Linked DNA regions of Homo sapiens: region 1 is linked to region 2. A link is a loop called in an ENCODE intact Hi-C map of the cell type or tissue named here. Cell type or tissue: A673. All regions are shown on one strand. Links, peaks and the distances in the headings refer to the core of each region. The heading gives the core; the rest is flanking DNA.

Region 1 (4,409 bases), core at 299-4,298, 120 kb before region 2:
TGTCAGCCAGGCTGGAGTGCAGTGGTGTGATCCTCTGCTCACTGCAACCTCCGCCTTCCAGGTTCAAGCTATTCTCCTCCCTCAGCCGCCCGAATAGCTGAGATTACAGACACGTACCACCATGTAGAGCTAATTTTTGTATTTTTAGTGGAGACGGAGTTTCACCATGTTGGCCAGTCTGGTCTTGAACTCCTGACCTTGTGATCCGCCCGTCTCGGCCTCCCCAAGTGCTGGGATCAGAGGCATGAGCCACTGTGCCCGGCCCTCATTGTCTTTTTATAACCACCCCCACTTCCCTCTCACTCTCACTCCCTTCTCAACCTCAAACAAACACTAATTTGATCTCCATTTCTATAATGTGTCATTTCAAACATGTTACATAAACGGAAGTATACAGTATGTAACCTTTTCTTCATCTGAGAAAGACTCAATTTCCCCTTCATTTCTGAAGGATATTTTCACTCAATATAGAATTTTGGTTTGACTGTTTTTCTGTTAATTTTTTTTTATTTTAAAATATTTAACTAACAAAAATTGTATACATTTGAGGTTTATGACATGATGATCCAATATACATATACATTGTATAATGATTGCTACAATCAAATTAATAAACACATTCACCACCACCCATAGTCACCATTCGTGTGTATGTGTGGTATAGACTTTTAGTTATGAGATGAATACATTCTAGAGATCTAATGTACAGCATGATCTTTTCTTTCAGCACTTGAAAAATATTGTGTCACTTTCTTGTAGCTTCCTCTGTTTCTGTTGAGAAAACTGTGGTCATTCTATTTGTTTTACCATGAAGGTAACGTGAGTTCTCCTCAGGTAGGCAAAGGAGCACTACTACTTTACTGCCAGCTGGTGGTAGAGTCCAGTTTCCCCTCTCAGCCTCCTTTGATGCATAAGGGGCATAGCTGGGTTCCTTGCTTCTAGGCAGGTGTGGGAGTTTTGGCTTTCACTACCCTAGCAAAGAAAGACAGGAATACCTTTTGACTTCTCCCCACAAGGCTCCAACTTATACCACAAGTAGGTGGCCTTATTGCTGCTGCATGATAGTGAAAATTTTGATCTTCCACTTGGTCTTCTCTGACCTCTGCAATTTTCCTCATTCCTGCTGAGTAGAAGTAAAAGCCTAGATTCCTAGATGGTCTCTACTGATTCTTCTGTGGAGGGTGCTTGGTGTGGTCCAGGAGGGCTGGTGTCCCAGCTCCCTACAAGACCTACTGGCACCTCATCCCAGCCTGATGAAGGTGAGTGTAGAGGTCTAGGCTCTCACTTGGGCTTTGCTGGCCTGAGTGGGGGTGGGCTGCAGTTTTCCTGGAGTGTTTGACTAGAGTAGAGCAGTTATTATTTAAAAGCTTAAGGGTTTTATTGTTGCTGCTGTTTTTTGTTTTTTCTTGCTAGATTGCCCCTTTCCTGGCCCCATGACTACAGCAAGCAGGCTACTCTTAAGGCTGTTGAGGTTCCCACTCATAAATGTTTCCAGGTTGCTGGCTTCTGCAGTTTCTAGTCCAGGATATAAAAGGAAAAATTAAAGAAACGATCAAACAAAAGAGAAACACAGCACTGGGTTGTTCCTCAGTCCCAGGGCCCCTGACTGACCTGTCTTCTCTCTCTACCTTTCAGAATCTTCAAAGGTTTGTTTTACATAGAGTGTCCAGGGTTTTTGTTTGTACTAGATGGTAGGAATAGGAAAAGTATGTCTACCCCATCTTCCTGGAATAGAAGCTACATAAAGTTTTTAATTCACTCAACTCTCTCAGCACAGACCCTCCTAGTCAGGTGGCTGATTTCTTATATCTTCTTATGTAAAAATGTGTATGCTCATTAGGATATGTTGGTGGGAATCTGGTTTTTCTTAGTGGAATCAGCATTCCTAAAATAAAAAACCAAAACTTTTAGTGTAATTCTGACCAATGAAACAATTATACAATGAAATAAAGCAAGAGAAAACACATAACAGTAAAACTGTATCTGCTTTTAATTTTCAGACAGTCAACCCACTGATTGACTTCTTTCTTTAGTCATAGATCCTGTCAGGTCCCAGTTGTGTTGTGTATAAATAATCCATTGGCTTATATATCCAAAAATGCTACCCTAAGATCATGTTGTAGGAGAAAGGACTACATCCATATTTAGTCTTTTAAAGCTGAATAATTTGCATTTATTTGCCAAATTTTGCTAACACTTCAAAAAATCATCTGCAGTAATTTTCAAAATCCTCATTTCCTCTGTCCGGAAATATTTTATGACTAAGTATGGCATTCTTTGTTTGTTATTTCATAGCTCTACTAATGTAATTTGCCATAAAACAAACAGAACCGGAAGTGAAGCAATATAAGGTTTGTTATAATGAGCTTACTTTATCACTACTTTCTCCTAATGGGATTATAGTCTATAAATGATCATGTCACCATAGCAACCACCTTAAAAACCACACTGGTCTGTAATGCAATAACAACACCTGTGTACTATCATTTTGTTTTGTAGTTTATAGTATTTTTGGTCTAAAAAAATAAGAGGATACCAAAAGCACAACCTATTGTTTCAATCATGGTTCCTCATCACATTTATTTTATATTCAGCCATTCCCAATTTGAATTGGTATTTACATGCAGAAGATGGAAGGAATGGTGTCTTGATAACTTACTGAGTTAACTCTGAATAACTTCACATCAATGCTTCATAAGCAAAAGAAAAGATTAATTTATGGAAGAATTAAATTTCCAAATGGAATAAAGCAATATATAAGAAATATGTTCTTAAATATATTTTAGAAGTTCTTGCCTTATGAAAAATTATGTCATTTTTGCACCTATTTCTGCTCAGTATTCATATAAATATGATGCAGTGGGGGAAATTTTTTGCTATGATAAAAACCAGGTGCAATTTCCATTAGTTGTACCCTGGGTTTTGAGTCAGCAAACAAGTTCTGATTTTACTATTTCCCCTTGGATTACAATAAAAAAATTTGAAATCTTGCCCTCATTTCTGTCATTGAAAACATAAGGACAAGAAACTAGTGGTGGGGATAGAGGGTTAACAATATTTTCAGCAAAAGCAATCTCCTCTCTAGTTCACAGGCAGCATAGTTTGAATTCCTCCAAGTGTAAGTCAGGATGCTCTAGGTTAAATTGGGGATACTGACAACTCCCAGTTCTCAGTGAAGATTTATTTCTCTCTTCATTCCCTTATATGTTAATTGTTGCTTGCCTAGGGTAAGAGTGGTAGTGGGCTTATTTACTCTCCAGCATCAGACTGACAGAGGTTCCACTATTTGGAATAGAGACCACAAAGGAGAGTAGGAGATTCACATGAAGCTTTTAAATGCCACGTCCTAACACCAACACCTGTTATTCGTAGTTCATTAGCCAGTGCAGGTCATATGACCATGCCTAGCTTCAAGGGAATAGGAGTGCAGTGTTTTCATAAGCCCCAAAAAAAGAAGGGGTCCAGAGAGTGCTGAACATTTGCAAAATTTATCATACACAATTTAATATTTATGACAACATATTTTGTGAGTAAACTGTAATATTTTGAACTAACATTTTGAAGGTCAACTATATTTGAGACACTGTTAACATTTGTCACATTCTAAGTTAAATTGTCATGATTAGAAGCACTTCTTTAAAGATTCTCATATAAATTATGTTAATCAAAATCTAGGCTTTTTTCCTGTTGTAACAGAGACGTGTATAACAATAATAGTTTATTCAGGAGAGAAGTTTATTTTATGTCCATGTGACAATTCAGGTTGGTGGTTCGGGGATGGTATAATGACTTCTTAATCTTTAGAAACCCAAGATTACTCTATTTTCCTAAATATACTGTTTTGGTTTCATGGTCCAACAGGGATTCACCTGCATCCAAGCTACCAGAAGAAAAATAGAAGGGAGGGAGGACATGTTTTGTTTTTGTTTTGTTTTGTTTTGTTTTTGATGGATACAAAAATAAGTTATCCATATTACATCTATTTCCACCCTATTGTTTGGAGCTTAGCGCATGGCTACCACTAACTCCAATGGAAGTAAAAAAAAAATGCTGTCTTTTACTGCCCACCTCCACCTGCAATTAACAATTCTATGACTATATAAGAGGAAACATAGGTTGAACAACAGAATAAAGCACAAGCCTATGTTCAAGATTCCTCATTGAATGCTTTAGACTTGTCATTCCAAGAATTCTTGCTACAAGTTTCTTTCACTCATTCAAGGGAAACTGAAAGACTCATGACAGAGACAACTCTTGACATTTTCCAATTGTGTGATCTTTGTTGTTTCTTGTCTGATAGCCCTTTCTCATTTCCTTGGACCTTTCTGTAAAAGCCTATTCAAATGCTATATCTTCAATTAATTCTTCCCTTTTCCCCCAACACCTTATTAGCTTTATCCCTAGACTTC
Region 2 (4,409 bases), core at 149-4,148:
AGATGCTATGAAAAAAGTAAAGCCCGTCTCCCAAGACCAATCTAGAAAGGTTCGAAAATTCTAGATTTGGTGCACAATTTTAAGCAACATATGAAACTCCCAATGTCCATCCATGAAACTCCAGTGCGGTCCATGGAACTTAGATAATGAATTTTTTTTCTATGAATAATGTTTAATAAGAATGGGAGGAGAAATAAAAATTTCTTTGACCAACAAATTTCTCAAAATATTTTGTCAGGGGAAAAAATATACTGTAAAATTTACTGTGTTCTCAGCAACTATTTTTGCTTGGCTAATATTTTCAGAGATCCAGGCAGATGAATAATTTACTTCCAGAAAAAATCTATCATTTCCACATACAATGCATTTGTTAGTGTATCCAGGGCTTTGGGCTATCTTTTTGGCATACTGCATTTACTCTAGCTGAGAAGTAATTCAAATATAGCATATTTTGAATACTAGGTACTTCACTAATCCCTTCATGCTGAAACGATGATAAACAAAAAAAAAAGTTCTGTGGCAAGGATGTGAATTAATATCACCCATACATAGTGTAATCAATAAACTTATTTTAATAGCTGCCTAAGAATAATTGTTACAAGCGTATTTTGCTTTAAAAATTTTCTTAAATTTTTAAATGAGGCAATTTAAAATAATTAAATACACTTTTCTTACATAAAGTTTTCTGTGGGTATTAAAATTTCATGGTTATGAAATAATATGAAAAACAGTACAAAAATGGAGTATGCCAAATTGTGTGTACAGAATGATTACCAAGACAAAAATGAAACACCATGAGATTAAAAAAGAAAAAAACTAGAAAAAGTACCCCAAAATTATATGTGTTATGGAAAATATAACTGGGAGCTATTTTTGTAATATTCTCCACTTACCAATTTTTCTGTCACAAGATTTTACCGCTTTTATAATAAAACAAAGACGTTTTAAGGAATAACCATTTTGGGCAGTGATACTGAATTTTTCTCTAGACATTAAATCAAATAGCAGCTACAAAAGTTACTCTGTGCCAGGGCCCAAACTAAATATGCTGAAATGTTTTACCTGCTGAATTTTCAAAACATTCATATCCCTCTTATGCAAAAGAGGAAATTTATGCTTGAGGTAAGCAAGAAATTCAGTAAGAGGGAGAACTGGCAAAAATGCATGTTCCTTTTCTCCATATTTTTCGTTTTTGGAAACTAACCCTATACTACTTTGCAGTCAAGATGAATGTTTTTTCCTAATCATGGGCTGTATTATCCATACAGCAACAAGGATCTCAGACAGTGTGGGGAAATGTTGAGGGAAAAGGTGGAGAGCAGCAATTGAGACTCCTGAATACTTTACCCTTCATACTGTTCTGTCTAATATGATTGATTAACTGCTGATGCATGCGTAAAACTTGCCATAAAAGCCACCATTCCAAAATATTATACAAATGTTAACATTATAATAATCATACAATTCTTATCTCCATGGATTCTTTTTGTATTTTTTTTTCTTTTCCTGTCTGCTGCCTGAGGTGGAAAGAGGAATAAGAAGAAACAAAGTCAATAGTATTGAGTAACTTTCATGTACCAGGCCGTTTAAGGGTTTCAATGTTTACATATATTTGTGGAGAAACAAAAAAGTTTGATAATATATGATAACTTTTACAAGGAATTTTTAAAATTTCTTTCTGAAGAATGGTCTACATTAGGTTTATAGCCACATTTACATAATATAATATAAGATGCATAATTGTATGCATAAATCAACATATTTACAGCATAATTGTGAGGAAGTGGCACACCCAGGTGGCATTCTGACTCAGTTAAAGGACAAAGCATATTTGTAATGGACAGTGAAGGCAAGCATATGTAACCTTAGAAAGGGAAAAAATATCAAAAGAAAAAATGTCATCATCTGGTTCATCCTTTATTTGTCCCTAGGGTTTTCTTTTTCCCTTGGTATTTTACATAGGAGAGTATTTTGAGACCAGGCTTGGGGGATTTAAAAGCACTTTTGCTCAGAATGGAGCAGATATCATCATGTGGAGCACTATTCCCTCTTGCCTTACTCTTCGTAGAAATAAAAAATAATAAAGGAAGCTTAAAATATCTGACATTCATCAGCAAGGCTACCTGGATCTATCTTGTGCTTTCTGAGAGAAAAAAAAAAGAAAAGGTATGCAAGAAAAGCATTAGTATTTTACCATAGGAGAGCTATTTACTTGAAAATTATAGCCTGTTTTTGTGGATTTCATGGAAAATCAACACACAAACTTAGCCTAAGCCTCATTGTTCTTTCATGACGGTGATACATTGAAGCACCATTGTCTGGCTGAAACATATACAACCACCATTTGCATTTATATTTGAGAAATGGTTTGTCTCCTACTACAGTTTCCCCTTTTTAATAATTGCACATGTGATTTTTTTTCAATTACTGTTCTGTTTGTCATTTTGGAAGTCCTCATTCTTTGTCCTTAGGTACCAGTTGGTGGTGTTTTCTGGCTGGCCTTGCTTACTTCTCCATCTGTCATCAGCATTAATCATTTTATCATGAATTTTAGGGTAGCTCTGTCTGCAATATTTTAACTTCTACTCCCCCTCCTGGCCCCTCATCTACTTTGCAGCTGCAAAGCAGAACTGTATGGAGTATGTGGGCCAACATCATATCTACGGATTGGCATCGTGGACAAAAACATAGAAAGGACAAAGTTAATTCAGCATTACCCTAGAATCTAAAATATTTTAAAAATGACTTCTGTCTTCTCTGTCAAGTTTCTTTTAATTATGTTATTCAGAATTATTTTGAGGGCCAGTGTGAAAGGGGTACAGTAGGCATTTTTGCACTTATTTCTAGACTGTTTTGCACACACAGCAAGAAAAATGTGATATTAACCTGCTTTCCTATAAAATAATTGGTGACCCACTCAGAGAAGAAATTTTGCATAAGTTTACCACAAGTCTAACTATATGTTTTCATTAAACTCTTAGTTCATAGTTGCAGGACACTATAGTTCAAATCATTGAAAGAAGATATCAGCCAAAAGTCATTTCCATTTAGTTTAAACAATTGTTTCATGATATTGTTGGTTTGTTTGTTTAAATAAAAAAAGGCTCTTCAACATTTGGCCAGAGAGGGTGGTCAACTGAACTCCACCTTATAGACCCACCAAGCACATCATATCCCCAAAACTTTCCCATGGAACACATGTTCCTCAAGATATTCTGCCAAAAGGACAACAACAACAACGACGACAACAACAACAAAAGTACTTCTTTATTAGTTATGCTGAACGTTATACATTTCTCTTGAAGATAAAAAGAACTTTGTTATATTAAATACATATATCATATTTTTGACCTAACACCTAGAGTGCCCTATAAAAGTAATGTTTAATGAAATATCTCTTGGTTAGGGCCAAAATCAAAATTCTTTTCTTTGGTATCAGAGAAACAAATCTTAGTGACAGTTATCAAACAAGTGTCTCCAGGGACTCATGTTTCCATTTTTATATCACCACACTGCATCTACCTTGCAGTTTTACTTAAGTAAATAATCATGAATGGATAAATGCATAAGCAACTGATTAGAACCTGAAAATACATATTTTATCTGAAAAAAGTCTTGAGTTATTGGCTCATCACATTGGAATTTTTGCATCATTAAAAAATCCAATAAAGTACACTGTAATAAAGAATTTAACAGAATATCATTGTTTATTCAAACTATTTATCACTTATTTTATTGGTAAGCCATACTAAATTCTAAAGCATGTTTCTGAAAGTTTATGCATCATCCCCCAAATACTTGTATCCTAACTGAGTACTTGGATCTGCCTTATATTTAGAGTTCACAGAGTTGCAAAACCTCTGAGTAGGGCAGGGGATGTTATGGCTAAGATAGGCGAATGTTTCATTGTACAGATGCAGTAAGTAAGCCTCAGATGGCACAAAGGATTTGTATGAGGTCACAAGGATAAATTTTCATAGAGGCGTTTCATACTTTTTTCAGTATATTCAGCAGTATCAAGAACATTTAATAAGAAATTTGATATATTAATTCATTATATTTATATCAACACCTCTCTTAAAAGCTAATTTTTAGATAGAACAGATTCAAAAACCTATTATCTTAAGACTTAATGGAAAGGAAATTTTTCTTACTCATTAATTGGCTAGACTCCTGTGCAATTTGCCAAGAAACGATACTCAGAAGGTCTAGTTTGCAAAAGAGAATCATTTAAAGTAATGAGTGGGTGTCAGTGAGAACTTGTGGGTGTAAAGGTGAAAGTGAGCCACCAGCCAATGACAGACTCCTCAGTACTGTGTGACCTAACTTCATCAGACAAATGTCACTATGCATTGCTTAAAAAGGACACATCTGACCCTCAAATTTTACCTTTAAAGGATTAGAAAATA

Evidence for each region. Peaks named below come from ENCODE experiments on the same cell type or tissue, not always from the same donor. Only the 100,000 strongest peaks of a DNase experiment are listed, where the experiment ranks them.
Region 1: a loop joins it to region 2, with 2.1 times the contacts of the local background. A loop is called at or near these places in 1 of 110 quality-filtered maps.

What each region holds. Positions count from the first base shown.
Region 1 is chr3:34,997,002-35,001,410 of GRCh38, reverse strand. The region is part of intron 2 of LOC101928135 (a long non-coding RNA gene); the gene reads left to right. Among named protein-coding and RNA genes, the nearest start is that of ARPP21, 640 kb to the left of the region's middle. In A673, for the core only: no CTCF peak of the experiment used is centred there; DNase peaks (open chromatin) are centred at 2,290 and 2,960; H3K27ac peaks cover 3,602 bases.
Region 2 is chr3:34,881,112-34,885,520 of GRCh38, reverse strand. All of the region lies in intron 2 of LOC101928135 (a long non-coding RNA gene), which reads left to right. Among named protein-coding and RNA genes, the nearest start is that of LINC01811, 720 kb to the right of the region's middle. In A673, for the core only: a CTCF peak has its summit at 2,592 (motif pointing left); a DNase peak (open chromatin) is centred at 2,590; H3K27ac peaks cover 558 bases.